Linked DNA regions of Homo sapiens: all the other regions are linked to region 1. Evidence: chromatin contacts called from ENCODE Hi-C or POLR2A ChIA-PET data. All regions are on one chromosome and are shown on one strand. Each heading gives the region's core, a stretch centred on a gene start or an enhancer-like site at or near the end of the contact. The rest is flanking DNA. Distances are from core to core; before and after follow the strand shown.

Region 1 (2,700 bases), core at 141-2,640:
CTCTCACTTCACACTCCTGAGGGGTGTTATATGCCTCCTTACAGACTTTCAAGAATGAAAGTCTAGGCCCTCCACTTGACCTTCTGGCATGGGTGAGGGTGAGGCCAGTGTTTTGTGTATTTTGGGCTAGAGTAGCACTTTTTTTGTCTAAAGTTTTTTTTCTTGCTGGACTGCTCCTTCCTGGTCTTTTGACTGGCGGCTTTTGTTGGGGCTTTATTTTTGTCTTCTCCTATTGTTATTTCCAGGTTGCCGGTTTTACAGCTGCAAGTCTGAGATGTAATTAGGCAAAAAGAAAACTCAAGGGAAACTTAATCTTAGGTCCTGAGGCCCCTAGTCAGTCTGTGTTCCTTTCTCTACCGTTCACAGACTTCTTAGGCTTGTTTTATATGTAATGTGTAGCACTTTTATTTGTACTTAGTGAGAGGAATAGGAAAAATTGTATCTACTCCATCTTCCAGGAAGTAGAACACCAAGTCACTCCTTTTAGAAAACCTCCAGTGACTCTCTGTTGCCTGTAGATCATCATCTAAGTTTCTTCGTCTGTTATTCAGAGAGCTTCTTAATCTGTGAAGAATCTTAGCTTTTCTCTCCTCTTCCAACTACTCCTGTGTGTCTCTGTTACACCATTTGATGTTCTATAGAATTCTATTCTATAGGATTCTGCGTTTCTACTGTCTGTATACCATGACCTTGATCAATTTGTTCTTCTGTCTGAAATGCACCAATCGTTCATCTCAAGGCCATGTGTCTCATCACCTTGTAATCTGCAAGCTGTTAGGTATTTGACTGGATCATCAGTTGTTTCAGAAGATGTGAAGCTGGAACTATTGAAAAATGTCAAAATAATATGTTCTGCACCAGAATAGTTTGATTGTCCTTCTAAAGTAAGGTAATGATTGTAAATTGGTTGTTAATATATCAGTATCACCAGTCACTGATTGTGGAGCATCTACTCTTTGTTGAGTATTGGACTTAAACATTGGAATAGTAGATAATTTAAGGTTTGCATGTAGTTAAATGGCATTTCTTTAAGAATAAAGCGTTAGTAGTGCTAAATGATGCCTTATTGTTTTAATCTATCTTAATAATGATAAAGACTTGGCCAGTGGTTTTGAATCCTAGCTGCATATGTTGTTTACCTGGGGGGCTCTGAAATAATTCCTGTGCCTAGGTCTAAACCCAGAGATTGTCATTCAGTTGATTTGAACTGGGGCTCTCACATTTATATTTTTTAAAAGCTCCCCACATGATTCTAATGTGTAGCTGGGTTAAAATATAAGTGAATACCAGTGGTTTCAGTCACTTTTAAAGTTCTTTCCCAGAATGCTTCCAGCTGTGCAGCTTTTAACTTTATACTTCAAAGTCTTTACCTTAGCAGATTCAAAAAAAAAACCTTGTACTTCCTGCAGATGACTCATCCAGGAGAGTCATTATATGAACTATGAGCTGGTTTGCAAAAGGAAGAAAACATTTTGTGGCAGTAATTAAATTTCTGTAGACAATATGAAATAACAGAATTCAGGATTATTCTCTCAAAGATTTAAAAAAAAATTCTCTATTCATTTTTTTAAAAGGTGGTTGCAGGAACAGTACAGAGCTTATAGCATCCTATATAATCCATTGATACTGTAGACTTTTGTTGAATTAATAGTCTTAATCTCACTTCAAGTGTTTACTTTTGTCAGATACTAAGATACATAGTTGGCACAAATATAGATAATAAATAATTTACTGCTACAGCAGAGAAATCAAACATTAGTCGTGATTAATAAATGAGACACTCTTGAATTTCTTATGATAAAACTGGTGTAAACATTTGGCATGTAAGTAGTTAATGTATTTAATTTAAGAGACTGACAGACTTTTAGTTTCTAATAATAAAAGCAGTTAGGGATAAGAAAACGAGGGCAAGGCAGAGGAAGAAAAGAAGGAGAAAAGAGGTCAGTTAATAAAGAACATAGAGAAAAAATAGACTCAAAGATAAGAATTCAATTAACTTTGTGACAACAAAGCCTTTCCTCTGAGGAAGAAGAAATTAGGTGCTCTAGTTCATTATTTATTTTAGGGCCATATACTCAATTTGGTTTATTATATTATGACTCCAAAGCACAGAAAGAATTATAAAATAACACTGACCTTTTTCCCTACACATAGTAATTTATTGAGCAATAAGTTTCTAGTTTCTTACAGAAACTGGCATGACTGAGGGGACTACTTCAAAGGGGCTGATGCTTCATATTAGGTTAATCTCTAGGAATGGTAATAAGAACATTATTAGATAATTGTCAAAGTATTTGTCAAATTTTGTTTTTCTAAATGTATAAGCTGTAACTTTTATTTAATATATATTTTTATGGAATCTAAGAATTTTGAAGAAATTTGATCATGACAGGATTTCTAAGGCCATGAGAAGGCGTTAATTTTATTATGCCAACAGTTTTCTGTGGACTTACTAGTATGATTGTACAGTTGATCCTTGAACAATAGGTTTGAACCAGATGGGTTCACTTTATGTGGCTTTTCTTCTATATCTGTCACCCCTGAGACAGCAAGGCCAACCTATCCTCTTCCTCCACTTTCTCAACTGACTCAATGTAAAGACAACAAGGATGATGACATTTTTGATGATCCACTTCCAGTTAATGAATAGTAAATATATGTTCTCTTCTTTTGATTTTCTTAATAAGATTTTATTTTCTC
Region 2 (2,700 bases), core at 180-2,679, 68 kb after region 1:
CTAGTACAGAGATTCAGTAAAACAAAAAGTAATTCACATGTACAATTTATGCTGCATTTTTTATTTGAAGTATTTTCTGAATCACCTTGTCTTTCAAGTTCTTCTTTATTGCCATGTATGTTTTGAAGTCTAGAGAATTTCTTCTTTATTATTTTAATTCTTCTCCAAAAATCTCTTATGTAGCATAATCTTGACTGTCTGGTAATTTATAAATTTAGTAAATTATTCATTTTACATGTGTAATTTGTAATTATTTTTCTGTATTTTATAGAATGTTGTTCCAGCTGAGGTGTCCCTTGTTTGTGTGGTAAAGCCAGATGAATTCTGGGATAAGAAAGTAACGCATTTTTGTTTTTGGAAGGAGAAGGATAGACTTGGCTTTGAGGTAAATGTAATCTCTTTTTTTAAAGTCCATTATATCTTTAAAAATAGTATTTTACTGAAATTATTTTTGACCGTTCAGCATTGGTTACTAAGCAGTGCTTAAGGAATGCTTAATTAGTGCCTAAGTAATAATTAGTATATGGTCAGCATTTGGATACTTGCTGAATGAAGTATGATATTTTGTTAAAGATCATGAAAGCTTTCTTGTTTTCCATTTTCAATTGTATCATTCTTTGTTAACTTCTTTGAATAAGTAGAACCTTTGTATTTAAATTTTTTTATTGCATTATGGAGAGGAAATTTAACAAATACTAGGAAATCCTGGACATTTTGGAGTTGAAATTATAGTCTATTTTTTGTGACATGTCATAATTATTTTTTAGTATCTGGCCAGTTTTAATACATGAACACAGTTATCCATTCTTTCCTACTGACTTTTTATTTCTCTCTTTTACTTTCCTTGTGTGATAGTGCATCTTACTGTAGGTTAGAAAAAAGCACTATGATGGAATGTAAATCTAAGCAGTTTGTCATATTCTTTCTTCCACACCTGTTAATTCTCAACTTCCCAGTAGGAGAGTTGATAAATAACAGACTTTACATTGTCTAAATAAAGTGTGGGAACTTTGAAGAATACAAAGACTAACTCCAACCTGGTATAATATAGGCCCTTGGAATGCTTACAGTCAGATAATAAAGATTCATTTTGGAACTTGCCATGCTATACACTCATTTTTATTTTTACCGAGGTCAATATCAGTGTATTTTTGGTATGGAGAAAAGGTTGTTAATGTATATTGGATAGAAAGATTTGAGAAAACTTAGTTTATTCTTAAAGGAGATGGCTTGAAATTTCTTAAAAATACATGGTTTTATTCTTTACTTAAAAAAATTAAGCTATAATTTACGTGCAGTGAAATTAATTCATTTTAGTGTGTAGTTCTGAGAGTTCTGACAAAACATATAAAACCACAATCAAGAAATCAGGAAGTGTCTCCTCACCCCCAGAATTCCCCTATATGCTCCTATAGTTAACTTCTCCATTTCTAGCCCCTGACTGGTGGTAGGAAAACTGTTTCTGTACTCACAAGCCCCTTCTCAGGTTTAGTAATTTGGTATATTGATTCATAGAATTCAGGGAATCACTTTACTAACATTTACTGGCTTTATATAAAGAATATAGATGAACAACCCAGATGAAGTGATACACAAAGTGCAAGGTCTAGAATGATCCAGAGCGCAGGAGCTTCGAACCCTAGGGAGTTGGGGTGCACCACCCTCATGGCCTGTGTACATGTTTATCAACCCAGAAACTCTCCAAATCATTGGCCATTAGTGATTAACTAACTCAGTCTCCAGCCTCTCTCCCTTCCCTGGAGGGAGAGGAGTGGCCATGAAAGTTTCAACTCTCTAATTATGCCTTGGTCTTTTTGGTGACAAGCCTTCATCTTGAATCTGTTTAGAGGCCCACAGCCACCACTCATCTTACTAACATCCAAAAAAACACTTATCACTCCAGAAATGCCAAGGATCTTGTAACTCTTGTGTCGATAACTGGGGACTGAGACCAAATACTGTAATAAAGGATGCTCCTGTCACCTAGGAATTACAAGGGTTTCAGGAGTTCTGTGCCAGGAACCGGGGACAAAGAGCAAATGCATATTTCTTATATCACAGTATCACAGATGGTATCAGTTTAAATCTCTTACCTATTTTTTAAAAAAAATAAGGTCTTTTTTGTTACTGGATTTTGAGAGTTTTTTATGTATTTTGTATAGAAGTCATTTATGAGACACATAATTTACAAATATTACCTCCTAGTCTATTGTTTGCCTTGTCATTCTCTTAACAGTTTTCAAGAAATTTTTTTAACTATGATGAAGTCCTCTTTTTCAGTTTTTTTTTTTTTTGCTTTCTGATTTCACAGGTGGAGAAACAGTTTTCTTTTATTAATCAGACTTTTGTTGTCATAATCTGAGAAATCTTTGCCTTACTCAAGGTCACAAAGATTGTCCTTGATATTTTCTTCTAAAAGTTGTATAGTTTTAGTCATTAAATTTAGATCTGTGATCTATTTTGAGTTAATGTTTGTGAGCTATGGTCAAGAATATGTATTTTATGACTTCAGGTTTTTTTTTTTTTTTTTGAGATGGAGTTTCGCTTTTGTTACCCAGGCTGGAGTGCAGTGGTGCAACCTCGGCTCACTGCAACCTCCGCCTCCCAGGTTCAAGAGATTCTCCTGCCTGAGCCTCCCACGTAGCTGAGATTACAGGCATGCACCACCACACCCAGCTAATTTTGCATTTTTAGTAGAGA
Region 3 (2,700 bases), core at 162-2,661, 98 kb before region 1:
CAAGCACCACAGTACTTCCAGCAGTCTCCTGGGATAAGGGCCTTGAATTACAGTACTAAAAGAAAGAGTCATCCCAGGAGGCTGGGGAAATTTATGGATATTCAGTTTGCACCTTAATTTATTCTGTTGAAATTCTTTTGGATGCAAGTAGCAAAAAAGTATCCTGATTAGATTAAACAATAAATGGGAATTTTTAGTTCAATAGATTAAAAAGTCCAAACATTTTATGGGAGTTAAGGTGAGATTTGGTCAGGTACAGCTTCTTTGAGACATGGGTCTTTGAATCTTCTTCCTGGCGTACATCAGCTTTGCCCTCAGGCTGTCTTCGTAAGGTGACTGCAGCATCAACTGAGACCACCTGCACCTCAGTCACATCCAAAAGAAGAGGCTGGATTCCTCCAACCAATGAACAAGGGAAATGTCATGTGTCGATTACTAGGCCTACATTACCTGAGCTAATAAAGATGTCGAGGGGACTGGGCTACCCGGGTTGGTTTTGATATGTCAGGGCTAAGGACTGCCATGGAAATGGAGTCAAGCATTATGAGGGAAGAAGGGAGAATGCTTGGAAGATAACTTTGATGTCCTTTATGAAAATCTTACTATCGTCTGGGCACGGTGGCTCAGGCCTGTAATTCCAGCACTTTGGGAGCCTGAGGCGGGCAGATTGCCTGAGCTCAGGAGTTCGAGACCAGCCTGGGCAACATGGCGAAACCCCCTCTTTACTAAACATACAAAAAATTAGCCAGGTGCAGTGGTGGGCGCCTGTAATCCCAGCTACTCAGGAGGGTGAGGCAGGAGAATCAACTGAACCCGGGAGGCGTAGGTTGCAGTGAGCCGAGATCGTGCTACTGCACTCCAGCCTGGGCGACAGAGTGAGACTCTTGCTGAACTTTTACATTGGGAAGAGTCTTAGGAAGAAGTTTACGGTCCACTAAAATTTCAGTTAACTGCTCAAGAAACTCCAAATTTAGTTTTCTTTCCATAGCTGCTACATAATAAAATTATCTTAAATTTAGCAATGCTATTTTTTCAGAGTTAGCCAAAACCCATTTAATCTATAGTATTTTTAGTGAAACTTACCGTACTGAGAACTGAATATTTTAATAAACTGATAGCAATTTGAAAACTTTTAAGACTCAAGCAACTCAAGACTTCTCATGAAGGCAGAAGCTGGATACTGGAGGAACTTGCAGTTCTTGAGACCGCAGAGGGGGATTGGCCTCTGCAACCCCACAGTCAGAAGCCAAGGCATGCTGCCCAAATATAATGCCAGCTGTGCAGCCTGAAAAAGGAGCCCAGCTGTGAGACTCAAAAGGATTTTTAGGACTCCCTCTGGGCATCCTTGCACCAGCATACGGGGGCTCTCCCAATAAATACCAAAAGTCTGAGTAGCAGGAATTCCTGCCAGCAGCCACACAGTTGGAGTGATCCTTTAAGCAGCAAACAATATTTTCCAGATGTACAGACTCAGTGTGCTGGGAGATCGGCTTGGGGTAAACAGGCTAGATGTTTATGCCTGCTGACTGAAGAGGGTGTGTGGCTGGTGCCCTTCTAGACATGAATTAAAAAATTCAGTTGTATCTGTTTTACCACAGTGAAGAAAGAACTAAAGAATAATGAAGGTGATGGTTCTAGGAATCAGGAGACCCTGGGGCTCAGCTGCAGGCTAAAGTTTAGAGTACCTCCCTCACTTCCTGAAGGATTTGTCCATTGCTTATTTCTACTTTGCCAGTATGCAACCGTTGAATATTTGTATGGCACTTTCAAAGATCCTGGAGTACTCTGAAGAGGTGGGAGTCATTTCCTTTTTTATCTCTTTTTGACTCACACTAAATTGATCTGGCAAATGCTTTCCTTCTAAAAGCTTTCATGAACTTCACCAGGTAGAACTTTATCTGTTGTCTATTTAGCAAGATCTTTAAAGATTAAAAACAAGACTATTTGCATTTTTAAAAATATTAACTCTCTTGATTATTAACCCAGCCAGGAAAACAGAACAAAGTTGGATGGCAAATGCATTATTTATGTGAGATTTTTTAATTAATTGATTTGAATAATTTTCATCATGCTGGTTTGGATTGACAGATAACGTACGCTGTTCTGTAGCTGCTTCAGACCGTGTTAGCCTCTTCTAAAGGAGGACAGTTTTTCATCTGGGCACACTGACCTTGAACAGAAGAACAGATTGTGTGCTGTAAACCCCTCTCAGCTGCTACAAAGATTCTCTACTTCAAAAATATCTGCCTTGCAGGTGCTGAAATCCCTACCCCTGTACCTTATAGCTTGGAAGAAGGCACTTCCAGGAGCCCCCTCTTAAAATGTAAATATTACTTGGAAAAGTCATATACTTTGCCAACTCACATCTGGTTTATATAGAATGTCTCCTTGAATTTATAATTCTTTTTCTTGCACATTCCAGTTAGGGGTGGTACCTAACATTTTCTTCCATACTATCTGAATTCTTTATATTTGAATTATTCTTTATTCCTATAGGCTTGACTATGAAATTATTATATACATACACACACACACACACACCCCACCTGTTTATGTAACCAATTCCCTGAAGCATGTGCCACAAAACAGCATCATACACTGATGTTTCTATGAATGTAATTCTAACCTCATTGATAAGTCATGTATTTCAGCCCTCCTGAGCTCAATGTTGTATTGTATTCTTACTATTCCATTTGCCAT

The links. Hi-C counts contacts between places; a loop is a spot of excess contacts on that map. ChIA-PET counts read pairs that join two places held with the same protein, here RNA polymerase II (POLR2A). Pooled maps may share reads with other maps.
Region 2: a map of transverse colon shows a loop between it and region 1 (5-fold over the local background). The contact joins two enhancer-like sites. A Hi-C loop is called at or near these places in 1 of 168 maps with a recorded cell type or tissue (transverse colon), 1 of 37 single-sample maps with no recorded cell type and 1 of 50 pooled maps. POLR2A ChIA-PET finds 5 or more read pairs at or near these places in 4 of 52 experiments (T-cell, activated T-cell, activated naive CD4-positive, alpha-beta T cell and 1 more).
Region 3: a map of mammary epithelial cell shows a loop between it and region 1 (2.8-fold over the local background). The contact joins two enhancer-like sites. A Hi-C loop is called at or near these places in 34 of 168 maps with a recorded cell type or tissue (CD14-positive monocyte, Calu3, HepG2 and 20 more), 10 of 37 single-sample maps with no recorded cell type and 21 of 50 pooled maps. POLR2A ChIA-PET finds 5 or more read pairs at or near these places in 4 of 52 experiments (B cell, GM12878, HepG2 and 1 more).

What each region holds. Positions count from the first base shown.
Region 1 is chr2:179,238,086-179,240,785 of GRCh38, reverse strand. All of the region lies in intron 1 of SESTD1 (SEC14 and spectrin domain containing 1), which reads left to right. Among named protein-coding and RNA genes, the nearest start is that of SESTD1, 25 kb to the left of the region's middle. Within about 2 kb of position 1,390, at least 2 of the 41 ENCODE cell types and tissues checked have a DNase peak (open chromatin) inside an H3K27ac peak, as active enhancers do.
Region 2 is chr2:179,169,805-179,172,504 of GRCh38, reverse strand. It overlaps SESTD1 (SEC14 and spectrin domain containing 1), which reads left to right. Exons shown (of 18, transcript NM_178123.5): 5 at 272-385. Among named protein-coding and RNA genes, the nearest start is that of SESTD1, 94 kb to the left of the region's middle. Within about 2 kb of position 1,429, at least 2 of the 41 ENCODE cell types and tissues checked have a DNase peak (open chromatin) inside an H3K27ac peak, as active enhancers do.
Region 3 is chr2:179,336,007-179,338,706 of GRCh38, reverse strand. No RefSeq gene overlaps it. Among named protein-coding and RNA genes, the nearest start is that of SESTD1, 73 kb to the right of the region's middle. Within about 2 kb of position 1,411, at least 2 of the 41 ENCODE cell types and tissues checked have a DNase peak (open chromatin) inside an H3K27ac peak, as active enhancers do.